3 separate regions of the Mus musculus genome follow, and all the other regions are linked to region 3. A link is a loop called in an ENCODE intact Hi-C map of the cell type or tissue named here. Cell type or tissue: gastrocnemius. All regions are shown on one strand. Each heading gives the region's core, and the rest is flanking DNA. Links, peaks and the distances in the headings are about the cores only. Region 1 holds the start of Gm31547 (a long non-coding RNA gene). Region 2 holds the start of Gm40377 (a long non-coding RNA gene). Region 3 has its middle 17 kb from the start of Tmsb10.

What was found. Hi-C counts contacts between places; a loop is a spot of excess contacts. Peaks named below come from ENCODE experiments on the same cell type or tissue, not always from the same donor. Only the 100,000 strongest peaks of a DNase experiment are listed, where the experiment ranks them.
Region 1: it touches region 3 in a loop (5-fold over the local background); 36 of 42 quality-filtered maps call a loop at or near these places.
Region 2: a loop joins it to region 3, with 7 times the contacts of the local background. A loop is called at or near these places in 27 of 42 quality-filtered maps.

The regions. Positions count from the first base shown.
Region 1 is chr6:73,005,839-73,015,944 of GRCm38, forward strand. It overlaps Gm31547 (a long non-coding RNA gene), which reads left to right and starts at 1,262. Exons shown (of 3, transcript XR_377768.3): 1 at 1,262-1,891; 2 at 2,617-2,734; 3 at 4,312-4,893. It overlaps Gm20560 (a long non-coding RNA gene), which reads left to right and starts at 6,072. Exons shown (of 4, transcript XR_001785283.2): 1 at 6,072-7,499. In gastrocnemius, for the core only: a CTCF peak has its summit at 4,445 (motif pointing left); DNase peaks (open chromatin) are centred at 4,440 and 6,181.
Region 2 is chr6:73,222,444-73,232,549 of GRCm38, forward strand. Gm40377 (a long non-coding RNA gene) reads left to right here and starts at 354. Exons shown (of 3, transcript XR_869180.3): 1 at 354-659; 2 at 1,710-1,787; 3 at 3,288-3,391. In gastrocnemius, for the core only: a CTCF peak has its summit at 5,580 (motif pointing left); a DNase peak (open chromatin) is centred at 876; H3K27ac peaks cover 1,165 bases.
Region 3 is chr6:72,936,679-72,946,784 of GRCm38, forward strand. No RefSeq gene overlaps it. Among named protein-coding and RNA genes, the nearest start is that of Tmsb10, 17 kb to the right of the region's middle. In gastrocnemius, for the core only: a CTCF peak has its summit at 3,977 (motif pointing right); a DNase peak (open chromatin) is centred at 4,004.

The sequences.
Region 1 (10,106 bases), core at 940-8,939, 69 kb after region 3:
ATACAGTCTAAGAGGAAAGGCTCAATGGAGGAACTGCTTAGATAAGATTGGCCTATGGACATGTCTGGGGGGGGGGCGGGGTTTGTCTTGATTTTATTAGTTGATGCAGGAGGTCTCAGTCCACTGTGAGAAGCACCATTCCCAGGCTTGTGCTATAAGAGTATATGAGTGAGCCAGAGAGTAATCCAGGGAGCAGAGTTCCTGCATAGCTTCTTTTTCAGATTACCATCTTCAGATTCTTGTTCCTGGATTCTTTCAATCGAGGAATGTGACATGGAAGTATGAGGTGAGTAAGCCCTTTTCCTCACCAAAAATGTTTCCACTCAGAATAGCAGCAACAGAAAGTAAAGTAGGATGGGATTTTACAAACTAGGACCTTGACAGAAGCCATCTAGGAAAGGCTATGAGAGCAAGCAAGTCAGTTTCCTGGAGATGACCCACTGTTTTACATGGCCTTCAGTGGGTACATTCTGGACAGGTACAGCTCCAGAGACTTCATCCCTGGATTGCTTCTCTCTGCTGATGTGCCTTTCCTGTCACTGTTTCATAGCCCAGTGATTCCTGGGCAAATTTCCTGCAGATCAACATGAAGATGACTTTCCATGAATTAATGCTGTTTAGATGAATTAATGACTTTATAGAATTCCTGATTTGATTCAAATAATTTTAGGGGGAAAGTTTAAAGAGACGGTTTTAGTTGTTTTGCCAGAAAGATGTAATAAAGTTAGAATCAAGAATAGAATGTGCCCCCTCCTCATAGAATAGTAAGTAAAGTCTGTATAATGAGGAATATAAAGAGCTTTCATAAACTGTACTAAGAAGAAAAATAGGTTTGGAACAGGTTTGTGCTCAAGGGAAAACATTCATTCTAGGTCAGGTCCAAGGATGAGGCCATAGGTGTGCACGAATAAAGCAAGACCATGTGAAACTGTGGCTTTGAACTTATATTGAGCTCATAGACTAAAACGATGCTTTGAACTTCTTATCAGCTTCCTTCTGTAGCTCCCCTTCTGTGTAACCTTTTACCTATGAGGTAATCTTATAACGAACTTTTGTTTAAGAAGGTATAAATTGCCAGAAAGAAGAAATAAAGTGTGGCTTTTGGGGCTCTGCCTCATCCAGTAAATGTATATATGTATACATGACTGTCTATATGTTTGTACATTCATATGTATGTAGGTATATGTGTATGTATATAAATATGCAAGTGCACTTGTGAAACTGATGAAACAGGTGGTTGGTCTTGACCAGTGTGTGTGTGTGTGTGTGTGTGTGTGTGTGTGTGTGTGTGTGACTTCCTTCCTTCCTTTTCTTTTCTCTTTGGCTCACGAAGAGTTAGTAGGGAACTCTGATTCTCTTGACTGGTCAACAAGGGGTCCTAAGAGAGCCAGGTAACTAAGCGTTTGTTCCCCCTTAATCTCCTGCTGCTGTCAGCAGGGGTTGAAATGCCAAAGTCAGCAGCGTTTGGCCACAGACTAGCAAAGAGTTAAAGAGTTAACTTGCCCGAAGAAAGCAGAAGCAGCTTCGGCTGGTGTGCAGTCCCAGACTCCACACTCCCTTTCACTGCCTTCCTGGGGAACTGGATGCTAAGATAACTCCTGGCAGGACCTTGTCCCTAATCTCTTGGGTTCAGGTTCCTAACAGGAACAGGGACTATTAGAAAAACCAGGGAGATGAGGGGTGCTGTGGTCTCAACATTCACCTCCAAAATTCAGGTGTCGTAGTGTGGGACTTTTAAGAAGGGATCCGGACATGATGTCTCCTTTCTTAGGTATGGAATTCAGGCCCTTAAGAAAGGGGCTCACCCGGAGCTGGGGATGCAGCTCAGAAGGAAGAGTCCTTGCTTAACATCCGTGAAGCCCTGGACCTCATCCCTCGCGCCACACAAATGGTTGGTGGCACATGCCTATAATCCCAGCATTCAAGAAGCAAAGGCCAAGGATCAGAAACTCGGGCTATCCCCATCTGCATAGCGAGGCCAGCCTGAGCTATGTGTGATTATCTCAAAAAACAAGGCAGGAGGAGGGGCTTACACAGCACTGGGCTGAGTAGCGATTCTGCTTTCTGTCACACGAGGACATAGCAAAAGACCCCAAAGACTTATTTGATTTTGAACTCTATTTCAGTTCTCTTTGGATTAGCCAATCTATGTAAATGTCTGTGGATGCGCACTCATTTAGGACAAGGGCCTTACCTACAGGTGGGAAGACTAACACACTGGTAGTAAATCTCTCCAACTTTCAGGGCCTGGGCTGGAGCTAGGGCTGGGGTGGGGTGGGAAGATGGCCTGGGGGGCTGAAGAGAGTCCTTTGCTGATTTGAGACCGTAAATTCATAGTCTCTAGAGAATTGAAAATGTCTTACTGAAGACTTCAGGCAGTGTCCACCTGGTCCAAATTGTACTTTTTCAGCCCAGGAGAGAACAGCCCAGTAGATGGAGCTTCTTATGTGCAGGTGTCTGAGAAGCAGATAGAAAAGTAGTTGTGGGAGATTATACACCATATACACCCAGGAAGAGGGGGTGAGAAAGTACCAGAGGCTCTTCAGTGTCAGGGGCTTGGTAGAGTCTGGCCAGCCCCTATTCCAGCTGATGCCAGCATTTCCTGTTCCCTCCTAGATCTCCAGTGCCAAGGAAAACATGTAGCTGGCAAAATACCTTGAGTCTGGCTGAATCCAACCATGATCCAGTGAGCCTTGCTCTCGTGATGTGGTCTCAAGTGTGTTTGGGGAACTTGGTACGTGTTCTTCCCCTCAAGGAGAATCATGCCACATCAGTGCATCAGAGAGTTGAAGTTCTGGGACTGGGGAAGTGGCTCAGAGGGCAAAGAGCTTGCTGTGCAAGTCTGAGGAGCTGAGTTCGGATCCCCAATACCCACTTCAAAAGCTGAGTGTGGTGGCACAGGTAACAGCAGCTCTGGGTGCTGGTGGAGACTAGCTGTAATGGCGCTCTCCGAGTCAGTGTATGGCCTGCCTCAAGAGATAAGGTAGAGTCTGATAGTTAGCCTCTGCCTCGTGCAAGCACATATCTACACACATGCATGTGCACACGTACTTTAAAAAAAGAAGGAAAAAAAAAGAAAACTTCTAATTAACAAAATCAATAAGAGGCCTGAGAGATGGTTCAGTGCTTAGGAATGGTTGCCACTCTTGCAGAGGACCCAAGTTTGGTTCCCAGTACCCACAGAAGACGGCTCGTAACTGCCTGTAACTACTGCTCCACGGAAATCAGACTCTTTAGCCGGAATAGCTCTCAGGTGAGAGGCCCTTGCCTTCTGTAGAGCTGAAGAACAAAGACACCGTGTATGCACACTAGGGTGTCCCGAGGGCAAAGACTAGAAGTCACACGGAGCACTAAATATAAAAAAAGGCAGGCTTAGATGTCACCCAAGGATTGGTTGCAGCTAACAGGCATCTTCAGAAACAGACAGGCATCAATCAGTGAAGGTTACTCCAGGAGCCCACGTACAGGCAGAGGTTTCAGGGGATGTGGTACAGAGCATGCGCCAGCTGTCAGGGAGCAGAAGGGATCAAGGCTGACGCCTTGAGAATGTGCATGTGACAGCTCTGCTCTGCAGGCATGGGAGTCGTCTCCCCTATGGGGACCAGTATCCCTTTGCACAAGGATGCTGGGGTGGAGAGATGGGAACCAGCGGGTGTGACTGGCAGTGCATCACTTGGTGGGAAGGTCTGAGGAGAAGGAGTGGGGAGGTACTGAGGATGGACACTGCAGGCTGAATCCTGTCTCACCCCAGCAGGTGGCATGCCACTGACAGCAGGGAGGGACAGAGGACAGAAAGGCTTTCAGAAAGCCCAACCTGGGCTTCTTAAATCTTTCTCCACATGTGGCTCCTTTTGCTCACGGGTATACAGATGAGACATTCCCTGGCAGTAAGTCACAAAGAAATTTATTCGAGAATAATTCTTTCATGACTTTAGAGATGGTTCAGAAGTTAAGAGATTTGCTGCTCTTTCAGAGGACTCTAGTTTGGTTCCCAGCACCCACATTGGGTGATTCATAACAGCCTGTAACTCTAGCTCCAGGGATCCAACACCTTCTTCTTAAGTCTCCACGGGCAACTCCACACACACACACACACACACACGCACACGAATAAAAAATAAATTCTAAGTTCTTTTGGCTGAATTTTTTTTTAAATGTGCATATTCATGTGTGCGTGTCTCAGATTCAGAAAGTGGCCATTTCTCTTTATTTGCCATGTGAGGAACTTCCTGATTTATTTTTTGCCTGGTTGAGGTTTTTTTTTTCCTTCTTGGCTTTTCTTTCATCTGCCTTCCCCCTTTTATTCCACAGAGCCGTTAGTAACTGTCCTGCCAGGTTCTGCAACCCTGTAGCTCAAAGCTGAGGTCAGCCCTGACTGGTGCTGGTTTGGGAAGGAGAGCCCAACTTGAGGCGGATGGGCTCTACAGCTGCTCTAGGAGACTGCCCCCTAGTGGTTGGAATCCTCCTAGCGGCCTGGAATTCTCACCCTCAGCCTCGCGGGAGGAAACTTCATCCTTATGAGTTTCATCCTAGACAAAGGTGGGCAGAGGTCCTTCTAATGGCTCATGCTTTCATCGAGTAAAGGCATTTCCTGCCAACCTGGATCTTCAGAGTTCAATCCTGAGACCCAGAAGCCCTCTCTCCCTACAAATACAGGCAAATAAAAACTTGTAAAAAGGATGTCTGGAGACTAGAGTCACCTTTAGAGGAAAGCTAGAAGCAAGTTTGAGTTTCCTATTAGCTGTGAAAATATCTGTTCCCTCTGGGAGAGGCCATTCAGGTGTGAGTACAGGCCAGGGTGAGGGAGGGGACTGGTGGCCAGTTCCTGAGCACGTCACCTGGTGATAGGTTGGCCACCAACCACCGGAGAACAACTTTCTGAATAAAACCTTCAAAAAGATACAGGGTGGGAGGCTGGAGAGAAGGCTCAGTAGTTAAGAGCACGTGTTGCTCTTGGAGAAGACCAGAGTTCAGTTCCTAGCTTCTATATGGGTGTCTTAGTTAGGGTTTTACTGCCGTGAAGAGACACCATGACCAAGGTAACTCTTATAAGGACAACATTTAATTGGGGCTGCCTTACATACAGGTTCTGAGGTTCAGTCCATTATCATCAAGGTGGGAACATGGCAGTGTCCAGACAGGCATGCTAGCAGAATACTGACTTCCAGGAAGCTAGGTTGAGTGAGGGTCTTAAGCCCATGCCCACAGTGACACACCTACTCCAGCAAGGCCACACCTCCTAATAGTGCCACTCCCTGAGCCAAGCATATACAAGACATCACAATGGGATAGCTCACAACCATCTATAAGTACAACTCCAGGGATGTTGTACCCTCTTATGACCTCCTACACACACACACACACACACACACACACACACACACACACTAAAATGAATCTTTAAAATACAGGACAAGCAGGGTTTGCATTCACTTTGATTTTTTTTTTTAAGTACCCCCAGAGCTCCCTGGGAATAAACCACCAACCAAAGAGTACACATGGTGGGACTCATAGCTCTAGTTGCATATGTAGCAGAGGATGGCCTAGTTGGTCATCAATGGGAGGAGAGGCCCTTGGTCCTGTGAAGGCTTTATGCCCCAGGGGAATGCCAGGTCAGGAAGTGGGTGTGGGTGGGTTGGTGAGCAGGGGGAAGGGGGAGGGAAGAGGGGGTTTTTGGAGGGGAAACCAGGAAAGGGGACAACATTTGAAATGTAAATTAAATATCGAATAAAAATAAATATTTGATATGCAGGGCCTACAGGTTAAAAAAAACAAAAAAACAACAGCAACAACAACAACAAAAAAAACGCCAGTGGCCTCTAAGCCCTTTCCAAACGTCTTTAACTGACCTGCCTTTTATGGTCTGTCTTTCTGGACACACTGTGGATCTGTTTGTTACCAAGAAAATGCCATATACAAATCTTGGATTTTCATCGTGGGCCCGGGAGATTGGGAGAGTAGCCTATGAGGATACATGGGGAGAGCCAAAGGTATCAATGTCATGGATTTGTGGGTGGCTTGGAGAACCAGGTAAGAACTGCTGCCCTTGGTGGACTTGAACGTTAGGCCCCTCATGATGTCCTGAGCCGCAAGTGTCAGGGAGGGAACCATGTCACACGAATAACTCTTGGCTGTACAGAGACAAGAATAAAAGCTTTTCCCCGTGCTTGGCCATTGGCCAGCTTCGCTCTGGAAGTCCTGGATCCAGAAGCCTTGGCACTGGAAGCCGTGTGAGTGTGTGTGTATGTGTGTCTCCATGTGTCTCTGTGTGTGTATCTGTGTGGAGTATGTGTCTGTGTGTATGTGTCTCTGTGTGAGTGTGTGTCTGTGTGTGTCTCTGTGTGAGTGTGTGTGTCTCTGTGTGTGTGTGTCTCCATGTGTCTCTGTGTGTGTGTGTGTGTCTGTGTGTGAGTGTGTGTGTATCTGTGTGGAGTATGTGTCTGTGTGTATGTGTCTCTGTGTGAGTGTGTGTCTGTGTCTGTGTGAGTGTGTCTCTGTGTGAGTGTGTGTGTCTCTGTGTGTGTGTCTGTGTGTGTCTCTCTGTGTGTGTTTTCCATCGCTGCCACCCCACTGCTCCTGTCTAGAGATTTAGGGCTTCCAGGCCAGGAGGAGCAGAAGTCCCAGGACTGATGCCACTCGAAGTTCATCGGATCCACACCATTCAGTTAAGAGTGTCTGGAGAGGAGGTGAGGCAGAGGAGGTGGGCAGAGCATGTCTGCATCTGGGTTTCCCTGGGAATAGTGAGTCAAACAGACACAGGAATGTCCTTCGCACTGGGAGAGATGGGAGGCCTCTCATCGGGTAACCTTCCCTATGTGCCTGTCGCCCCATTTAAGGTAGTTGCTTTGATTCTAGCCTTGTGTGTATACCTGTTAGAACAAATATGGATGTGTGGATGGGCCCATTAAAGCCTGAATGTAGTGAGAATAAAGGTCACAAAGAACTCAATTTTCACCCCCTTTTTGGAAGTTCTGTGACCATTCTGTAACTGTTCAGAGCTGGCAGCTTTGTAGAGACAAGCATGCTTGCTAGAACTGGTCCTCAGAGAAAGTACATTCTTAGCGTGGCTAGGTTGTGGGTCAGCAGTGGATAGAAGAGTCTAAATCCAAGGGGCAGGAAGCCTCCGGCAGAATTATACCAGAGAGGCTGGAATCCAGGGTCCCTTAAACGAAAGCGAAGGCTGAGCTCCTCTGGTGTGTTTGCAGCTATGTGCGTACTTGGGCAAACTGGAAAGCTGTTGATCCTGGCTTCGTGACGTACACAGTCTGGTGACGAAACCAGATTCTGAGTCAGTAAGCCAGGGAAGCACAAGCATTGTGGTGTGTGGTCATATGTTTGTGTGTATGTGTGTTGGAGGGTACTAGTTACAGTTTGGGTTTAGAGGGAGCCTCTTCAAGGAAGTTTTCTTCTGGCTGATATCAAATGGGAACCAGATGGAGTGGAGTCTGAAAAGCAGATATGTGGAGTCTGGATCGGTAGATGCTGAGATCCTGTGTTGAGTAAGTGCTTCACAAACATCAGGGTGGATGAGGGGGAAGATCTGGGGCATAGGGGACTGTAAGGCTGGTTTTGTGTGTCAACTTGACACAGGCTGGGGTTATCACAGAGAAAGGAGCTTCAGTTGAGAAAATGCCTCCATGAGATCCAGCTGTAAGGCATTTTCTCAATTAGTGATCAAGGGGAAGGGCCCCTTGTGGGTGATGCCATTCCTGGGCTGGTAGTCTTGGGTTCTATAAGAAAGCAAGCTGAGCAAGCCAGTGGAAGTAAGCCAGTAAGTAACACCCCTCCATAGCCTCTGCATCAGCTCCTGCTTCCTGACCTGCTTGAGTTCCAGTCCTGACATCCTTTGGTGATCAACAGCAATGTGGAAAGTGTAAGCTGAATAAACCCTTTCCTCCCCAACTGCTTCTTGGTCATGATTTTGTGCAGGAATAGAAACTCTGACTTAAGACAGGGACTGAGTGAAAGTTGGTTCTGGAGGGAGTGATCCTATGAGTGATAGCAAGATGAAGCAACTCTGGCTGGAACCATAGAAGAAAAAAATAATTAGCTGCAGGACATGGTCTAGAGACAAAAACAAAGAGGGAAGAAGGGAGGGAGGAAGGGAGGAAGGGAGGGAGGGACGGCATTCCTTGCCCACAACAACAGGGAATTACTGAGAGGTCTGACCTCTGGTGTCCTGTGTGTCTTGCAGTTTAAAAGATTTACTTGTTTTTATATGTATGCACCTGGCTCTGTGTACACATATCATGTGAGTTCAGGTGCTCATGGAGGCCAGGAGACGGCATTGGCTCCCCCAGACCTGGATTTCATAAAAGATTGTGAGCACTGGGCATTGAACCTAGGTCCTCTATAGTAGCAGCAAGTGCTTTTGCACCAAGCTCAGTCCCAAATTTCATTTTTAAATGCATAAGAGCTGCCAGCCTGGAGACAGTGAGGTAGGAGGCTTAGCAACTGCCCGCAGCCATGGTGGCTCTTTAATCTTCCTCACTGATGGAATATTAATCTGCCCTGTGTAGTATTTGCAAGTTGGGCCACTTCCTCTCAAGGTGTCCATGGGTTTAGGTATTTTATGCCTCAGCTGAGCTGAAAGGATCAGGTGAACTTGAGGTCATGGGAGCCTCCCCTTGTCGTGTCTTGGCGTGCCTGCATGGTGTTCACACAGGCCCAGACTAGGGTAGATGAGAGGGGCCGAGACCCAGGGAGGAATCCTCATGGCCTGGCTGTGCTCAGCGGTGGTCAGAGAGCTAGATCCATGCCCAAGATTACCAGAGGCTAATGATGGGCGAACTCTGAATTGAGCTTTCCTTTATCAAGGCCCTTAGCACTCACTGAACCGTGGGACAGTTGGCTGGTCTCCTAATGTTCTGCCATTTGGTTTCTGGTGGAAATGGCCCCAAACACCTAATTAATGTACTAATACACATTCCTGTCTTTAAAGAGGGGAAGATAAAAAGCCACTGGGTGGACACAGAGGCGGGGTGGGGGTGGGGTGGCTTGGGAACGACAGCGGTTTCTAATGTGCCTGAGTCTGTCTTTCTCAGGTCCCTGTCACGGACAGGTCCCTCCCTCTGCCCCCAACTGCAGCTTCTTGGCATGCAAATTCTTACCACAGCCATATGGTGGTCATCAGGGCTGGTCTGTCCCTCTGGACTCCTGCGGTTTGGGTGCTAATGCTGGCTTTCAAAACAGAGACATTCCTCATTCAGTAACTCTGGGATCCGGGCCAAGACGTTGTCTGATCTCTTGGAATTTAAAAATGGTCATCTTTATAATTCATAGTCTGGGGGCTGGAGAGATGGCTCAGTGGTTAAGAGCACTGACTGCTCTTCCAGAGGTCCTGAGTTCAAATCCCAGCAACCACATGGTGGTTCATAACCATCTGTAACAAGATCTGACACCCTCTTCTAGAGTGTCTGAAGACAGCTACAGTGTACTCACATATAATAAATAAATAAATAAATAAATAAATAAATCTTTAAAAAAATTTCATAGTCTGGTCTGATCTTGATAGACCCAATTGAGAAGAATTCTTGTTTTCTTTGAGACAGAATTCCACTATGTAGCCCAGGCTGCTCTTGAACTTGGAATTCTCCTGCCTCAGCCTCCTGAGTGTTAGAATTATGATTTCTGGCAGGATGAGACACTGATAAAGGAAAATACACATTGGAAATGCTTCTCTTTTCAAGGACTGATGGGCAGCTACGCAGCAGTGTTGGGGGGCTACAGTCATATGACACAATAGTGTATGTCCTAGGGTTTTACTGCTGTGAAGAGACACCATGACCAAGGCAACTCTTATAAGGACAACATTTAATTGGGGCTGGCTTACAGGCTTAGAGGTCCAGTCCATTATCATCAAGGTGGGAGCGTGGCAGTGTCCAGACAGGCATGGTGTAGGAGGAGTTGAGAGTTCAGCATCTTCATCTGAAGGCTGCTAGAAAGTATTCTTCCAGGCAGCTAGAATGAGGGTCTTAAAGCCCACACCCACAGTGACACACCTACTTCAACAAGGCCACACCTTCTAATTGTGCCACTCCCTGGGCTAAGCATATACAAACCATCACAGGGTGTAAGGAGATAATTGTTAGAGTCTCCTGAAAATA
Region 2 (10,106 bases), core at 850-8,849, 290 kb after region 3:
GTGTGTGTGTGTGTGTGTGTGTGTGTAGGTTCTACAGTGTGTATGTGGAAGCCAGAGGAGAATTTAGTTCGGATCCGTTCTTCCATTATGTGGCTGCCGGGGATGAAAGTCAGGTCATTGCGCCTGGCAGCAGGTGCCTTTGACTGCTGACCGATCTCACTGGCCCTGGGGAGTGTTTAAACACTATATATATATATATATATATATATATATACATATATATATATATATATACATACATACATACATACATACATACACATACATACATACATATATATATATATATATATATATATATATATATATTTGGCAACTTGGCTTTTTAGAAGCTCATAAATTTAACATGACACATTTTATGAGTGCACACTAATTTAGCAGCAAAGGTCTTATTTAATGACGAAGGTCGGATGTTAGGAGAAAGATAAACAGGAAAGACCCATCAGGCATGCTAAGTAAGGCATCCAAGCAGCAGGATGGATAGCATTGAAAGGGCAGCCCTGGATCCTTGGGAAGCCGCACAGCCTCAGGCTCTCAGCCTCTCTCCCCACTTTTTGACTTCCTGCGCATGTCCTTATATGGGGTGCTGTCCCTTCCCAGGCCTTCAGTTCTCCACTTTAGGCTGCACGCTGTGTGCTGGAGAGGGCTTCTTCGGGCAGGTAGGATTTTGTACTCAAACTTCCACAAGACCACCATCAGAGGTGGGGGAGGGCGAAGCGCAGGGGGAGAAGGAGGGAGGGAGGGAGGGAGGGAGGGAGGGAGGGAGAGAGAGAGAGAGAGAGAGAGAGAGAGAGAGAGAGAGAGAAGCCCAAGCCTCAGTAGGCTGAGGTGTCACATTCCACTCTCAGCACTCACAGGAATTTCAACTTTGCCCCATTTGGCAGCGTCCCCGGACATCATTGGCCTCCAGGCTCTTGGCTTGGATTTTCTGGGACTCCCTGGCCTACTGTTTATTCCCAGTTTGTTCAAAGCAGCTTGCCACCATGTGTAATGTGCTGGCATTTTTTTTTTAAAGGAGGGTAGGGATAGCTTAATTTGTTGTTGAGTTTCTATTTCTAGAATTTTAAAATACTGGTTTTCCTTCACTTTAAATGATATTTATTTCTTGTCTTTGCAGGTAATATGCTAATGCAGAAGTTAGGGGCAGTGTTGATTATATTCCATTAGCCTGAGATACTTGTGACCCTGTCTCAAACTAAATCAATAAGATAAAATATACTTTCAAATTAAATCAACAAGATAAAATATACTCTAAGACTTGGAACCCTGGTGGTGATGGCGCATGCCTTTAAATCCAGAACTTGGGAGGCAGAGGCAGAGGCCAACCTGGTCTTTAGAGCAAGTTTTAGGACAGCCAGGGCTACACAGAGAAATCCTGCCTCAACAAAACAAAACAAAACAAAACAAAACAAAACAAAACAAAATAAAACAAAACAAATAGTAGCAAATAAAACAAAAAAACAAACAAAAAGACGTAGAATGTAGGAAATAATGTAAAATACTTCACTAATTTTTGTATCGACTACATGAACTAACAATATTTTAAGTGAATTGGGTTAAATAAAAATATAATTAAAATAAAAAACATGTGTTAACACCAATGGATTTTCTTTCTTTTAAAGATACTTAGTGAACATTTTGTTTATTTATTCGTCTGCTTGTTTGTTATTTCCTGCGGCTGTGTGTGTTGCCATGGCACACGTGTGGAGGTCAATGGACAGCATCGGAGAGCTGGTTTTCTCCTTTCTCTGTGGGTCCTGGCGTCAAACTTCAGGTTTCCAGGCTCGGTAGGTAACAAACACCTTTACTCTCTGAGATGAGTTGCCAGCCACACTGATGATCCTAAAAATTGTGTTGTCCATTCATGTTATTTGAGTGCGAGGAAAGGCAGGATATATTGATATTATTTTGAAGAAAATTAAGTATTCTTTTTAATTTTTTATTTTCTTTTACGTGAATGAGAGTTTTGCTTTCATGCATGTCTGTGCCCCTCATGCCTGCCTGGTGCCCTTGAAGAGCAGAAGAGGATGTCAGATCCTCTGGAATTGGAGTTACAGATGGTGATGAGCTGCCTTGTGGATGCTGGGAATCGAACCTGGATCCCCTGGAAGAGCAACCAGTGCTCTTAACTATAGAGCCATCTCTCTAGCACCTGTATTCATATGAAGAGACACCACGACCAAGACAACTCCTATAAAGGCAAACATTTAATTGGGACTGGCTTACAGTTTCAGAGGTTTAGTCCATTATCAATTATGCATGGTAGCATGCAGGCAGATATGGTGCTGGAGAAGGAGCTGAGAGTTAGTTCTGCATCTTGATCCGAAGGCTGCCAGGAGAAGACTGTCTTTCAGGCAGCTAGACACTTCCCCAGTGTCTTCACTGGCTGCAATATCTTTCTCTTCAAATCCTATTTCGTTGGCTCCTAAGAAACCTGGCAAGTACATCTGGCTGTGTCTTCTTGACCATGGTAGAGGCAGAAGAAGAAACATCTATGCGCTGATGACCCGGGAGCATGGCGTATGGCAGCTGGGGTCCTGACAGGAGCTGCTGTGATCTGTAAACATTTTCCATGCTTCCTTTCAGCTTTTAAAACTGTACACAATAAATATGCAATAAACACCTGTCTTAGTTAGGGTTTTACTGCTGTGAACAGGCACCATGACCAAGGCAAGTCTTATAAAAAAACAACATTTAATTGGGGCTGGCTAACAGGTTCAGAGGTTCAGTCCATTATCATCAAGGTGGGAGCATGGCAGTATCCAGGCAGGCATGGCACAGGAGGAGCTGAGAGTTCTATGTCTTCATCCAAAGGCTGCTAGTGGAAGACTGACTTCCAGGCAACTAGGGTGAGGATCTTATACCCACACCCACAGTGACACACCCATTCCAACCAGGTCACACCTATTCCAACAAGGCCACACCTTCAGATGGTGCCACTCCCTGGTCCAAGGATATACAAACCATCACAACACCAGACCTTATTTCTCAGAGCTAGGGACAGCCTAAGTACCCCTTGATCAACATTTCCTCATTTCTCCCTACTCCCAAACTGGCTTTCTTATTGAGTAGTTAATTGCGATTTTGAAAAACACCCAGAATGTCCGAGTTAGTTTTAACTGTCAACTTGGCAGAGCCACCTGACGCAGTCATCTTAGAAGGCAGTCTCAATTGAGTAACTACCCAGATCAAACTAGACTGTGGGCATGCCTGTGGAAAGAATGTTTTGATTGTTAATTGGTATACAAGGGCCAAGGCCACTGTGGGTGACACCATTCCCTTTGCAGGTTGTCCCAGGCTATGTAAGCTAAACATGAGCCTGAGCAAGCCAGCAGGCAGTGCTCCTCCATGGTTTCTGCTTCAATTTCCTGCTTGGGTTCCTGCCCTGACTTCCCTCAATGATGAACTATGACCAGGAAGTGTAAGCCAAATAAATGCGTTTTTCCCTAAAGCGGCTTTTGGTCTGCATGGGCTTTTTTGGTTGTTTTGGGTCCTTTTTTTTTTTTTTCCAGCCACAGAGTGTGACTAGAAAACAGATTCTAGCCAAAGACAGCTAGATTGTAAAGAGGCTCGGGGAGTAGAAGTAACCTGTGAGAGAAGCAGTGTTCTGTACTGTGTGGACCACTGTTGATCACTGCACCTGCCCAGCTATTGTTTGCTATTAACACTAAAAGATGCCAGCCAGGCACGGTGGCACAGACATTTAGCCCCAGCACTCAGGAGACAGCCTGGTCTATAAGGTGAGTTCCTGGACATCCAGAGTTACACAGGCAGATAAATAAGCAAATACATAAATAAATGACATAGAATATGCCACCACAGCATCAGAGATGCAGCCCACGTTCCCCTTCTTTGGTAGCCATAATCTCTCATTCTGCCTGTGGGTTTTTTTCTCTCGGGTTACTTGACCTGTGAAATGGAACAGTCTATCGTCCCAGTTGTCAGAGAGACACGTAGTCTTTCCCCAAGGATTTCATTACTTACCGCAACAGAAATTACAAGTAGACACCATTACTAAAAGCACTTTTTAAAAAAGAAAAAGGCTAGGAGGCTCCGGTGGTATCTCAGCTGGTAATGTGCTTACCTTGCAAGCATGAACAAGACTTGAGTTTGCTGCCTAGAATCCACACGTGGGACCCTGGTAACGCTCGTGTTGGGGAAGCAGAGGCAGGCAGATTCTTGGGGCTCTCTAGTCAGCCACCCCAGCTTAATCAGTGAGCCTCAGGCCAACTAGAGACCTCCAAGGTGAACAGGGCCTAAGGAACACCACCCGTGGCATGCACATGCACTCACACTCACACTCACACTCACACACACAGTCACACACACACTCACACACATAACAGTCACACACAGTCACACACACATACACACACTCACACACACAATCACACACACTCAAACACACACACTCATACATACACTCACATACACATACATTCACACACATACACATTCACACACACAATCATACACACAACTCACACACACACTCACACACATAACACAGTCACACACAGTCACACACACATACTCACGCATTCACACACACTCATACACACACACTCATACATACACTCACACACACTCACATACACATACACACACACATTCACTCACATTCACACACATACTCATACATTCACACACACTCATACACACATACATACACTCACACACTCACATACACACACATACATTCACACACACACACATTCACACACACACTCATACACACTCATACACACACACACACACACGCACAGATATGACTTCATTTTTATAAGCGCTGACTTCATATAAACTCAGAAAGTATATGGTAGAAAGCCATAAATGTTCATGACATACATCTGTGTGATAGCCTTTGGCTTTTTATATTTTAAAATAAAGACTTTATGCTATTCTAAATATCAGAAAAGTGAGTGGGTGTAAAACTGACACAAGAAGGTACAAACTTTGGCAGAAATCAGGGTGGAACAGATCAGGGACAGGGTAATTTAACCTTCAATGAAAAGAAATGGTATCTGGCCCAAGAGATGGTCCAGTGGCTAAGCAGGCTTGCTGCCACAGCTGACAGCGGAAGTTCGACTCCCCAAACCCACACAGTGGAAGGGAAGAGCTGATTTCTGCAAGTTGTCATCTGACCTCCGCCACCACATACACAAAATAAATATTTAAAACCCCTTAAAAAAAACCGAGTCTGTTCTATGACAGTGAGAGGAAGATGGAGGGTGAAGTGAGCAAATCGGAAGATTTAGGTAGGGCCAGGTTCTATTTTCTTTATGAAGCAGGAGATATGAAGAAGGATAGATGGATAATGGTAAGGGAGAATTTAAATTTCAGGTCCTGTAGACCTTTGGAAATTGTGTTTACGGTTGTGTATACATATTGTTTTCTATAAATGTGATCACTTCTTAAAGGACTCTGTGATCGATTTTTCCTCAGACCTGGGAAGGTGGTCTCTATCTCTTAGCTTTGTGTGTGTGTGTGTGTGTGTGGGGGGGGGGGGGGGGGCGTCGGCTTTGCAAGGTTTCCTGATGCATAGTTTGTTCCTTTGGCGCCATCTTGTGGTCAAATGAATATACTACAAAATAAGTTAGGAATTGTGGCTCTAGTAGTTTCTTAGACTTGTAAAAAACTTGAGAGATTAGTTTCTCAGAAGTTATGAAAGTCAATAATTATTACTATATTTTCTTGTAGTTGAGACATTGTTTATATATATATACATATATACATATATACATATATACATATATACATATATACATATATACATATATACATATATACATATATACATATATACATATATACATATATACATATATACATATATACATATATACATATATACATATATACATATATACATATATACATATACACACACACACACACACACACACACATATATATATATATATATATATATATATATATGATAAACCATGGTCAGTCTTGGGTAGTTCTATTCTGGGAATTAAAAGTTTTTGGAAGGGAAACATCCCCTTTTCTTCAGAGGATTCCAGTGTGCAATCAAGTCCCAGAGCCTCTGGCTTAAGTCCTTAATCTTCACAGTGTGGTTTGCGGGCTAGTAGCATTGTGTCATCTGGAACTTGTTAGATACACAGGCTCTAACTTCCTGCCTCCAACTCCCGAGTCAGCCAGCACCACATTTCGAAAGCAGCAATTCCTGCATGTTAAGTTTTAAGGGCTGTCCTGGACAAAGGGTCTCTAGAGTACTCAAGTTAGGAGTGGTGCCCAGCAAGTAGGCGTTTCCTCCCCTCCCTTCTTTCCTCTCTCCCTCCCTTCCTTTCTCTCTTTCTTTCTTGTTGTTGCAAATATTTAATCTCAATCAGGGGTTTCTACCCAGCCTTTGATCATTCAGTTCTCAGATAAAAGATACACAACCTTTATATGCACTAGAGCTGGGTAGGTATCTACCCTCTGAGCTATTAGAATCTATTTCCCCATCAGTAACCCCGAGTTATAACTTGCTGTGTTCCAACTGGGCAGCTCTTAACTCCAGTTGGCCATTCCTTGGGGCCATGTTTTCATGACACACCCACCCCATAGCATCTTCTCCTCTCTCCGTATCCCCACCCTGCTCCCAGGGCTCCTGCCTCAGACTCCCAGCCAGGGAACCAAAACCCCACCTACCTCTCTTCTGCCCAGCTATAGGGTGTCAGCATCTTTATTCAACCAATAGTTTTAAGTTAAGTTAGTTAGTGGATTCACTAATCCCTGGAGGCAACCAGGCGTTGAGGGCCAGTATTTAGCATTACAACACATAGCAAAAGACAAAACCTCAACTGCCTTCCTTCCTTCTTTCCTTCCTTCCTCTCTTTTTCTTATAACACAGTGTTTGTCTGTGTAGCTTCTTGGCTATCCTGGAACTCTGTAACCAGGCTGGCTTTGAACTCAAGAGATCCGCTTGCTTCTGCCTTCTAAATGCTGAGATTAAAGGCTGCACCACCATGCCTGACTGGGTTTCTCCTGCAGAACGTATGTTACTCTATGACCCTGTGAGAAGACTTTTACTGTAAGAAATCCCGTCTGTGGCAGAGCCATCAGCTCTCTTCTGCAGTATCCTCACGATCTCCTTTAACACATTTGAGGACAATAGCATTCTTCCCTCATTTCTTCTCTGAGCCTTTACCCTCCTAAACACCCTGTGTCTTAGGTCTACGTACAACACTTTTGCAGAACTTTTTTCTGGTAATTCCACAATAAAAATGACTGTCAGAACTGAGGGTGACCAATCTTCTGACTGATAGAAAGTAACAAGGAGCCACAAGAAACTCTAGAAAGAAAAATGATTCTCTTCTATGTTTGTTATGTCATAACATATCTGTAAACTCAAAGTCCCTGTTCCTGCCCCTGCTACTGTCGCTTACTCTTTTCTGATTGGCCACATCATGCTGAAAGAACCTAGTGGGGAAACCCCCACTCAATTGTCGTTCGGCACGCACCCAAGAATCACGAACAGACAACCACGAACAGACGACCATCTTGATGTAAAAGCATGAGGTAGTTTAATGACGGAGCTCCGGGCCGACACATATCTCTCGCAGGAGACAGAGGTGTCGACCACATGGTGGAGCCATAATGGCGGAGCTCTGGTTCGAAACTTATCTCACACAGGAGACAGTGGTTTCGACCCCGAGGCTTGGAAGCTAGGGACTTTTATAGAAAAGGGGTGGGGCTGGGGGAGGAATTGGTGCGGTTTCACATGATTGGTCCATTTAAACATCAACAGACTGTCAGAAGGGCGGGAGATAGGGAGGTACCAGGCCAGTCAGGACAGGTAATGATGGGCCTGCCCGGGCATGTCCCGGCCTGTTCTGCTATTTTTTTTAGCCCCAGGTTTTAAAGCTCACAAACAACTCTTTGGGCTATTTGACATATTTCCTTTCAATGCCTCCTGACATCCTTGCATGTTATGATCATTCCTTAAAACTAAGCAAGTTTCCCTGTTAGCCAGTCCCAGGCGAGTCCTTCTCTCCATATGTTAGCCTAACATCTCACTCCATCACCTGTCTTTGGGCTGCTGCGCCTGCCAACAGTACCCCACTCTGGCTTCCTTTGGGTCATTTGAACTACATGTGTAGCTACCCCGTCTTTGGGTGGCCATTTCATTTAAAGCAGTGGTTCTCAACCTGTGGGTCATGACTCCTTTGGGGGGAAGGGGGTTACATGTGAGATATTTAAATTATGATTCATGATAGTAGCAGAATTACAGCTAGGAAGTAGCACTTAAATAATTTTATGGCTGGGGGTGGGGGTCACCTCAACATGAGGAGCTGTATTAAAGGGTCACAGCATTAGAAATGTTGAGGACCACTGGTGTAGGGTCTTTCAGAGACATCCAGTGCCATCGTTTTCACCGGCCCCTTTACTTTAGGAATTGAAATCACCTAAAGTTGGCCAAAATTTCTTGCCTACAGGATGTACAGTGCCTCTGAGAGAATTTTGCAATATTTGTTGATTTTGAAAGCTGGGGATGGATCTGGAGAGAGGTCTAAGCTGCGAGGAGCACTTAGAGGACAGGGGTTCAAGTCCCAGCGCCCACAGAGCAGTCCAAAACCACCTGCAACTCCAATGCCAGGGGACTCTGACTCCTTTTCTGGCCTACAAGGGCAACAGATGTTCATTGGCTTTTAAAACCATTTGATCAAAGGCACAAGGATATTTTTTTATAAGGAACTTGTTCTTAGCTTTTTAAAGAGGGTGTGTTCAAATAAAATATAATATAGATTGATATAACCGATAAGGTAACGAGGTAAAGCTATCTGTTTTGAATGAATAGTGTGTTAAATACAATTAATGAAACATGGGTCACAGATATACATTACCTCATTTTGTTCAAAAGAATGGTATACTGTCCAGGCAAACGTATAAAACACAGGCTATATAGTGTCTAGTCTGTTCAAACAGTGTAATATAGAATCTGTATATATACAATATCTTGTCCATATATGTAGCACACAGCACAGGTCAGCTAACTGTATACTCTGGGTTGAATTCAGATTGCTACCTGGTTTTATAAATAAAGTTTTATTGGGTCAGTGTGCCACTTTGTTTACATACCTGTTCACAGCTGGTTTGGTCTTCAACAGCAGAGGGCAGAGGGCCCTGCTGGGTGTTTGTTGAATGGCTTCTGATCATTAAGCTCCCTCAGAACCATGGAGACCAGCAAGCACTCCATAGATTTGTTTTCTTGTGGGCTGGTTAGTGTCAGGGTACAGACCCTGGGAAGCCCTAGCAAGCTAGACTTGACCATCCATCTTGGATAGGTCACTTAAATAAACAAGCAATGCAAAACACTAGAAAGGTGAGATTTACTCAATGTGGCTGCACTGGAGAGAAGAGAGAGAGAAGTCCAGGACTCCCCAAGTCCATACTCAGGGTTTCAACAAGAGGCTTGGCTTCCAGTGGGAAGCCAGAGGTGTGTATGGCTAAGCCTTCCTGGCCAAGGTGCGATTCCACCGGCACTGTCTGGGCTCCGGGCTCTCCTGCACGGCAGTCTTAAGTCTGAACCCAATGAAAACTCTTTCTGGGAGACAGGCTCCCTCTCTGGCTGCCTTCAGCCTTCTCCCTCTTCCAGCATTAGATTCCATGAGAAATGCCAATTTCCTGGGGGCCACTTGTCTACTCTGGTAGGCAAAGAAGATCAAAAGCAAGCGTCTCTTTGGAATATTCTCATCCCCGCTAAGGTGGTTACGTACAGAACAGCTTCCTTTCAGTACACGCCTCTCCAGTCCGCTCAGTGTTTTATTTGTCAACTGTGTTTACAGTGAAAGAAAACCCCTCCCTCCTTGCCGTGGGAAAGGTCAACAGCCACGTAGACCTAGGAGGTCGCCAAGTTTTGTGGACAATAAAGGGGCAAGCTAGTTAGCCATTAACCAGCAAACAACATAATTTTGCTCCATTTTGACCTTGGTGCCTCTCTTTGCAGAAGGCGTTTGCCCTGCCATTTCTGCCCTGGGAGGTAAGGCAGATGTCCCCTTCCTCTCTCTAACCGGATCTAACCGGATCCAGGCAGCAGCAGTTGGAATTGGGGCAGTTGGATCCCAGCCACTTGAGGTAGAACAACGCGGCAGGCA
Region 3 (10,106 bases), core at 734-8,733:
ACGATTTGGCAGCAATCAACAAAGATATGTCACCATTTCTCCTTAATTCTTTTGTTCTCATTTTTTTTCCCTCCTAGGGACTACACTTCTCTTGTGCAAAGTCAGATTTCCCAGAGTTTATTACTGCAGCAGCGCTGGTAACTTTCTGAGCGCAGAAAGAAGCCCCGTGGTCTGCACAATGGTAAAGGCGCCATTCGACAGAATGCTGTGGAGAAATGAGATCGGGGAGGAAACTCTTTGTAGACCAGGCTGGCCTCGAACTCAGAAATCCGCCTGCCTCTGCCTCCCGAGTGCTGGGATTAAAGGCGTGCGCCACCACGCCCGGCGAAACTCTTGAACTGATCTGGAACACCCTGTAACACATACTGGTAGGGGGGAAACACAAGGCAGCTGTGTCATATTATACTATAGGAAAAAAAGAGGAAACTTTTTCTCGTGCGAATACAATGTATGTATAGAGAGCATAGTAGATTAGCATGGGGCTGTGGGTTTAATCCCTATCACATTCTCTGGTCCCAAACTCATTCTCTACTTTCTCTAGGTTTGGATTATTTGGGGGAAAGGTATGCCAGATCAAAAACTCTGTCTGTCTTTGTCCCTGTCCCTGTCCCTCTACCCCTCCCTCCTTCCCTCACCCACCCCTAACCCCCCTCGTAGTTTACTATATAGCCTTGAACTCCTGATCCTGCCGTCTCTTCCTCCTAAGGGCTGGCATTATAGGAACAGCCTACTTTTTCGGTCTTGGGCTTTTAAAATTCAGAAGTGGTCACCACCAAGAAATTAACTGAATGTGAAGCTGGTTTAGGGATCACTGCTCTGGTCTCTAGGGCGGGTGCCGTAACCTCATGGCTTTACTCTTGTGGTTTGGTGTCTGTTTCATTGGTGGCTTTTCTTCACTTTTTACTGCTTGGATCACAGGACAGAGCACTGTACTGTGATATGCTCTGCCTTTCCTCCCCCCCATCCCCTACTTTAAGAAAGAGTGTTTCTTTGTAGTCCAGGCTTCCTGCCTCAGCCTCTTGAGGGCTGGGGTTACAGTTGTGTCCCACCATGTCCTGCCTCAGTTATCCTTTGCCCAAAGGCAGTCTTGGCACTTCATTCCTTAGGTCGACATAGCATGAGTCTACTGTCTGTAACAGCTGCTTATCATAGTGTTAGCTTTCATTTGCTACACTTCTTACAAAAGAAGAGAGGCTTTGAGGTTTCACAAATTCAGGGCTTGCTTCTGAAAAGGTCCCGAATCTCAGACTTCTGGGTCACCTGCTTAGGGCTAGCCTGGCTAACTACTGGCAGCTGTGTGGCTACTCCATCAGCTTGGTCACTATAGCTTACCAGATGTAGATGTTTTCTGACAAGTTTGGTCCCTGGTCAAGGCTCTGTCTGTCATCAGCATTTCCTGTTCCAGGGGGAAAGTCCCCTTTCAAGCCACACATGTTTAAAACTGAAACCAGAGTCTAACGGCTACCACGTAGGCAGGACACTACCGATGTCGGGATTCTGGTTCCTTCTAAAACCTGCCCTGGGAGCTCAAGGCCACAGAAGCTCAGGGAGCCCAGCTTCTGGCAGTATCAAAATCTGGATTAATTTTGTCTCCATAAAATAATTTTGTCCTCTGCCTTTCTCCTTCTTTCAAACCTTTTCTTTTTACTTTTCACATTTTAAATTTAGCCCAATGTTGTAGAGTACACCCAGAGATGAAAGGGACCTAGCAGGTGATCCTCTCGTCCTTGGAGGAAGAGAGTCAGAGGCATCTCCCTTATTTCCTTTGGAAAACTCAAGAGAGGGTAGTACCTCACGGGCCAGGCATGTAAGGCAAATGAGAGTAGCTTTCTTGGGTTAGGCTCTGAAGAGCTGCGAGACCTTGGCTTCCATTCATCAGGTAGTGCTCTCCCTAGCCTATATTTATTTTGTTTCTTTGTTTTGGGGATGGGAAGGGGATGTAAAACCGTGTGTGTGTGTGTGTGTGTGTGTGTGTGTGTGTGTGTGTGTGTGTGTCTTGGTAGAGTGCTTGTCTCACACACGCAGGGCCCTGGGTTCAGTCCCCAGTACCGGGTAAACCAGACTGCAGCACTTGGGAAATGGAGACAGGAAGGCCAAAAGTTCTAGGTCATCTTAGCTATATAACAAGTTAGAGTCAAGACTATGCTGTGTGAGACCCTGACAAAGAAATCAACAAAAGAGAATCTGGCCATGAGAAACCCCCAATAAAAGTAACTTTTCAGTTACACTCGGGCACTTATTTATGATTCCTCTTTGCTTTTCCTTCGTCTAAAAAAAAATCTAAGGAATATATAAGCACTCAATCAGGCCTCTTTGCAGAACAAGAAAAGTGTGATGATGTAGGTGTCTCTTTAGTCCGAGCTGGTAACGGTAGGCTTGGACTGGCACGGCAAGCAACACACTGTAAAGCTTCTTACCTGGTGGGACTGATTAGGTCAGTCTTGTCATCATAGAAGATGCTTCAAGAGACCAAGTGTCTCTTCAACCAGCACACCTTCAATCCCAGCACTTAGTAAGCAAAGGCAGGCCGATGTCTATGAGTTCAAGGCTAGCCTGGTCTCCATGGCAGCTTCTATCTGAATGTGTTGTCACAGTTGTCACTGGCCTGATTATCCTGTAGCTCCTTTTCTACAGGAGATAGCTGGCTGGACCCTGGCCTACACTGGCCCTAGCTGACTGAGAATTCTTCCTTTCTTGTTCTAGGGGTACTGGGGTGCTCCCTGCACCCTCTGCCTCTTCCAGCTTCACTAGGAAGAGTCTCTCCTCTGAGACCCTCATGTGAATCTCCAGGTTGCCCCTTCTGTTCAACACTTCTGTATCCCGGGACACTTCTCCATTTGTCTAGCCACACAGTTCCTCCTCAGATCTCCCTTCCCCTACCTTTCAGACATTTCCCCCTCTATTTCCAAAGGAGAAAGTCATCCCTATTGTGGTAGTTTGAATGTAATTGGCCCCCATAGGCCATAGGGAGTGGCATTATTAGGAGATGTGCCCTTGCTGGAGGAAGTGTGTCACTGCGGGGTGGGCTTTGAGGTCTCCTTGCTCAAGCTACACTCAGTGTGGCACACAGTCTCCTCCTGCCTTTGGATCAAGATGTAGAACTGTCAGCTCCTTCTCCAGCACCATGTCTGCCTGCAGGCTGCCGCACTTCTTGCTATGACGATAACGATAATGGACTGAACCTCTGAAGTCCTTAAGCCAGCTCCAGTGAAATGTTTTTCTTTATAAGAGTTGCCTTGGTCATAGTATCTCTTCACAGCAATGAAACCCTAACTAAGACAACTATATAGATTCAATATCTTTAAATTTGGAAGTCAAGACTCAGTCATTTTGGTCTTTGACTGCTGTAATCACCTGCCCATGAATCAACGGGGACTTGTATCTTTCTATAAATGTTGGTATCCTTTATTTCATTTATCCATTGTAATTAAATACAATTACAATGTATTACAAAATCCAATGTAATTGACAGATACATTGTCATACTATTGATCTTGTTGCTGGTATACCTTTGAACAATTAGTTATCAGATCAGTTGAGACAGGAATGGGCCCATGACATGGCTTAGGGGGTAAAGGCACTTGCTGCCAAGTCTGATGGCCTAAGCTCAGTCTTCAGGGTACACATGGTAGCAGGAGAAAGGACTCCTACAAGTTGGCCTCTGACTTCTATATGCATGGTGTAATGGACTCAAGCCACTCCCTCCCATACATATATATATGAGGAAAATAAATAGAAATAGTTTTGTCTGTTTGTTTTTAAAGACAGGTTCTTTCCACATAGTCCTGGCTGTCTTGAAACTGCCTCCCTAGTTCTGAGATCACAAGCTTATGCTACTGTGCTTCGTTCTATTCCTTTGTTTGCTGTCTCTGGTATGGTGTGGTCTCTAGGTATTAGACTATTCTCTGAGTTTTAATTTTTGTTCATGATCACAGAAAAGCCAATATGAAATGTGTCCATTTATCTGTTGCTATACCAGCAAGGGCCACTAGATGGTGGACTTTCGCCCTTTCTCAGGTCTGGTCTTTGCTTAGCCTGGTTCCACAGCCTAGGTGGATTGAGATCCTTGTAACCTTGTATAAAAGCTATCTGTTTCCCCTCAAAACCACACAGAATTCATTGGGCATTCCCGGGCAGAACTGAATTCCAGTTGAGGGAAGGTGATGGTATCTTGGAAATGGGACATCACAGTGATGATAAAGGTGAACAGGAGAGCTGCCCTTTAGTTCCACGTCTGAAAGCCAGGTAGGGTTTAGCCAAGCAATCTGTGATTGGGAGCTTGGGCACCCACAGTTGTACAATGATAGTGATAGAGGGGCTACTCCCCCAACATCACTAACAGGAACTGGATTCTGGCACCATAAAAAGTTACTCATGGGCCTTCCTTGTCACAGAGGGAGATGCCTCTGGGAAAATTGACAATGTAAGGGTGCATTTAGTGGGCAGTGGTGGGGTCTGGTGAGAGAGAAAGTGCCATTTAAAGGGATTCAACTTCAAAATTGCTTGAAAGAAGCCTTTCTTAGCGACTCACCCCTGTAATCCTACCTCTTGGGAGATAGAGGCAGGAGATTCAAGCAGCCCAAGGTCACTCTTGCCATATTATAAGTCTGAGGCCAGCCTGGGCTACATAAGATCCTGTCTCAGGTTTGTTGTTATTGTTGTTGTTTGCTTGTTCTTTTAACTGAACAGGGCTAGCTGTGGTTGCTCATACCTGGAATCTAATTCTTAAATTTGAGGCCAGCCTTGGCTACTGGTTAGTGAATTCAAGGCCTCACTATTTAGTCTAAATTAAACACACACACACACACACACACACACACACACACACACACACACACTGAGAATATAGCTCAGTTAGTAGACCCTTGCCCACCATGTTTAGAGTCCTAGTTTGATCCCAGTCAGTGCTACCACATCTGGTAGCATAAATATACCTCAGGAGGTAGAGGCGGGATCAGAAGTTTAAAGTTATCCTTAACTACTGTCTTAGGGTTTCACTGCTGTGAAGAAACACCATGACCAAGACAACTCTTATAAAGAAAAACATTTAATTGTACAGTTTCAGAGGCTCAGTTCATTATCAAGGCAGTGTGTAGGCAGACATAGCACTGGAGGAGCTGAGAGTTCTACATCTTGATCTGCAGGCAGCAGAAGGGGTCTGTCTTCCACAGGCAGCCAGGAGACGGCTCTGATTCCACACTGAGTGTATCTTCCATAGGCAGCCAGGACAAGGCTCTGATCCCACACTGAGTGTGACTTCCACAGGCAGCCAGGAGACGGCTCTGATCCCACACTGAGTATATCTTGAGTGTATATATGAGATCATAAAGCCTACCTCCACAGAGACACACTTCCTCCGACAAGGCCACATCTATCCCAACAAAGCCACACCTTCTAATAATGCCACTCTCTATGGGCCAAGCCTTCAAACACATGAATCTATGGCAGGGGGGGGGGGCAAACCTATTCAAACCACCACATTCCACTCCCTGGCTCTTATAGGCTTGTAGCCATAACACGATTCAAAATGCATTTAGTCCAATTTCAAAAGTCCTCCTAGACTTTCACTGTTTCAACAATGTTTAAAAGTCCAAAGTTCAAAGTCTTTACTGAGATTCATGCAATCTCTTAACTGAAATTCTCTATAAAATAAAAATAAAAAAACAGATCACATATATTCAGTATTACAGGATATATATTACCATTCCAAAATGTTATAGTGAGGAAATACTGGACCAAAGCAAGACCAGAAACGAGCTGGGCAAACTCTAAGCTCTGTATCTCCATGTCTGATGTCCAACTCCTTCCAGCACTGTTGACTGCAACACAATTCTTTCTCTTGGGCTGGTTCTACTCCCTGTTAGCCACTTTCCTCAGCAGATATCACATGGCTCTGGCATCTCTTACATCTTGGGGTCTCCAAGGTAACTTCAACTTTACAGGTTCTTGTTCCAGTGCCTGGGACCCAAACATGATCTCCTGGGCTCCTCCAAAGTGCTTGGGCCACTTCTCTGCAGCACTCTAGGCTCTGGCTGACTCCACTCCACTGTTGCTGCAGTTCTTAGTGATCATCCCATGGTACTGGCATCTCTAATATGCTAAGGTCCTCTGCTACAAGTAGGCTGTACTTTCACCCATAGTCTCTCATAGGCTTTATTCATGATGCCAAGCCTCAACTTCTTTGCATGACCCCTTCAGTCCTGGACCTTCAACTGCCACTGAGATTGCACCTTCACCAATGGTCCTTTCTGGTCTCTCACAGTGCCAAGCTTCAACTGCTCTCCATGACCTCTTCATGGTGATGGCCTTCAAAACCAGTCCACCTGGGTGACTCTTACATATATTACCAAGTTCAGTTGCTAGAACAATGTATCTCTGGAACACAGCTTCTTTGTGCTCTCAGAAAATACTTCCCAGAAGATTTCAAGATTTCACCTCAGTCATGCTGGTCTTTTCTTTTCTTTTCTTTTCTTTTCTTTTCTTTTCTTTTCTTTTCTTTTCTTTTCTTTTCTTTTCTTTTCTTTCTTTCCTTTTTTTTTTTTAACAATATCAGCCAGAGAGTGGTGGTGCACAAACACTTTTATTTGTTTGTTTATTTATTTATTTATTACATGTAAGTACACTGTAGCTGTCTTCAGAGGCACCGGAAGAGGGCATCAGATTTCATTACGGGTGGTTGTGAGCCACCATGTGGTTGCTGAGATTTGAACTTCGGACCTTCGGAAGAGCAGTCAGGTGCTCTTACCTACTGAGCTATCTCACCAGCCCCCTGGTCTTTTCTTAATCACCACTAATTTCATAGTTCCAGCATCAACTGTCCCAGGGACCCCTTCTTTGGTTTTTCAAGGCAGAGTTTCTCTGTATAAGCCTGGCTGTCCTGGAACTCACTCTGTAGACCAGGCTAGCCTTGAATTCAGAAATCCGCCTGCCTCTGCCTCCTGAGTGCTGGAATTAAAGGCGTGCGCCACCACCACGCTCGGCTGACCCCTTCTATTCTTGACTCTAAAACCAGAGCCATGTGTCTGAAGCCGTCTGGTACACACTGCCTTGATAATGAACTGAGCCTCTGAAACTGTAAAATTAAACGTTTTTCTTTATAAGAGTTGCCTTGGTCACGGTGTTTCTTCACAGCAGTGAAACCCTAAGACAGTAGTTAAGGATAACTTTAAACTTCTGATCCCGCCTCTACCTCCTGAGGTATATTTATGCTACCAGATGTGGTAGCACTGACTGGGATCAAAGTAGGACTCTAAACATGGTGGACAAGGGGTCTACTAACTGAGCTATATTCTCAGTGTGTGTGTGTGTGTGTGTGTGTGTGTGTGCTGGGGCTGAAACATGCCTCTCATTCTATTATATTATCACCAGCTTTCTGTTTTCCAACTCCTTCATTGCCTAAGCTTGGCTGTCCTTTTTTTTTTTTTTTTTTTTTTTTTAAAAGATTTATCTAAGTACACTGTAGCTATCTTCAGATGCACCAGAAGAGAACATCTGATCTCATGACGGATGGTAGTGAGCCACCATGTGGTTGCTGGGATTTGAACTCAGGACCTTCAGAAGAGCAGTCAGTGTTCTTCATCTCTCCAGCCCCCTAAGCTTGGTTGTCCTTAAACTTGCTCAGTACCAGGCTGGCCTTGAACTCAGAGATCTGCTTGCCTCTGTCTTCTGGGATTAAAGGTATGTAACATTATGCTTAGAGCTAAGCTTTTCTTTAATTCCTTTTCATAAGTTTTTTATAAGCATGGTTACTATGCCTCAAGATCTGGATCATAGGTGTGCATTCCATACTGGATTGTAGTTTATTCCAGATAGAGTCAAATTGTCAACCAAAGAGAATAGACACCACAATCCATCCCTTGTCAACTGAAGACACAATCATAACTCCTTATGTCCAGATGGAAACAATAACCAGGTCACACAATGCCTAACTTGATATGGCTATCCCTTGTTCAGCTTCTAACACATAAACAATAAGCTTAGCTGAGTGGGATCTTACCCAGAGGTCACCACTTCCTTAATTCCATTTAATATCCTTGAACACAGGATTCAGCTCCGTTACACTTCCTAGTGCTCCTTTAATCTTTGAGCCACACATTAAGTATTTTAGCCCAGTTGCTACTATTGTTCTCCTCTGAAATCTCTCAAGCTGGTTCTCCACAGGCAATGTGGCTCCTCTCCTCACCACTGTCTGTCTTCCAAGCTCATAATGGCTCATTAAGCCCTGCTTATAACATTTAACCACTTTCCAAGCACAAATTTCCAAAGCCTTTTACATCTCTCCAAAATCCACCATTATCAGTTTCCTCACGGCAATAGCCTGTTCCCTGTTGCCAACTTTTGTACTGGTTACTTTTCTATTACTATAATAAAACACCATGACCAAGGCGACTTAAAGAAGAAAGAATTTATTTGGTTTTACAGTTCCAGAGGCTTGGGGCCTGTAATGGCAGGGACAGCACAGCAGCAGGTGGCGGCAGAAATGGTGGCTGGGCGGTAAGCAGAGAGTTGAGATGAGATCTTATTTATTTTATGTATATGAGTACACCATTGCTCTCTTCACACACACCAGAAGTGGGCATCAGATCCCATTACAGATGGTTGTGTGCCACCATGTGGTTGCTGGGAATTGAACCCAGGACCTCTTGAAGAGCAGTCAAGTGCTCTTAACCACTAAGCCATCTCTCCAGCCCAGAGAGATGAGATCTTAGATCCTTAACCACAAGTAGAGATAGTGAACAAGGAATGATGCTTTGTCTCAAAGCCATTCCCAGAGATGTTCTTCCTCCAGGAAGGCTACATACAGACTTCTTTAAATAGAACCACCAGCCGGGGAACAAGTACTCAGATGCTAGAGCCTACAGGCCAGGAACAAGGAACACAAATTCTAGACAAAGCAGTGCCCATAGTTTGGCTGTGGTGGCACACACTTTTAGTCCCAGTACCCAGATGCAGAATCAAGCAGATCTCTGTGAGTTCAAGGCCAGCCTGGTCTACAGAGTGAATTCCAGGACAGCTAGGGCTACATAGAGAAACCCTGTCTCAAGAAAGGAAAAGAAGCAGTGGTCATTTATATGAGTTTATCATAAAGAAGAGATACAAATGGCTAATAGCATATGGGAAGATTTCAATCTTGTTATTATACATGTTAATATTATTAATAATGAGTATCATTTATTCATTATTATTTTTGCAGGGCTGGGGATCAAACATGTTAGGCAAGTTCTACCTTTGAACTTCAACTCCAATCTCAGCTCTCTATCTCGATAGAGGTGTGAGATACATAAATCTATTCATTCGAATTCTAGAAAACCATACACAAAATTTACAGCAGTATTTATCTACCTACCACCTACTTACCTATGTATCCTATTTGCTTCTCCATTTTTACTTTATTATTTATTTATTTTAAAATTTAGAGACAGTGAGTTTTTTATTTGGTCTTACTAAGTAGTTCTGGCCAGCCTCATGGATATTGTCTACTGCTGCTTCTTGTTGGCATTAACTGTATGTAACACTTTATTAGGCTTTTTTTTTTTAGAAAATATTTATCTTAATTTTATGCATATGAATATATCTTTTTCTTCATATGTGAGTGCCAAAGCGCATGTGTGGAAGTCGGAGGACAACTTTTGGGAGTCAGTACTCTCCTTCCACCGAAAGAAAATAAAACTTGAAACCTGTGATTCATGTAATTTATGTCAAATAGCCCAAAGAGTTGTTTGTGAGCTTTGAAACCTGGGGCCGAGAACACAGCAGAACAGGACAGGACATGCCTGGGCAGGCCCGTCGTTAAGACATTCCTGAGGCTGCTTGGCCATAAAGATAAAGAGAATGCAGAGACATGTCCCGACTGGCCCAGCGCCTCACTATCTCCTGCCCTTCTGATGTAGGTTAAATGTTAACCAGATGCTCTGCTGTTACCTCGATCTGCATGTACAGTTTGCTGATGTTTAAATGAACCAATCATGTGAAACTGCATCAATTCCTCCCCCAGCCTCAGCCCCTTTTCTATAAAAACCCCTAGCTTTTGAGCCTTGTGGCCGACAACCGCTGTCTCCTGTGTGAGATACATGTTGGCCTGGAGCTCCAGCATTAAACTACCTCAT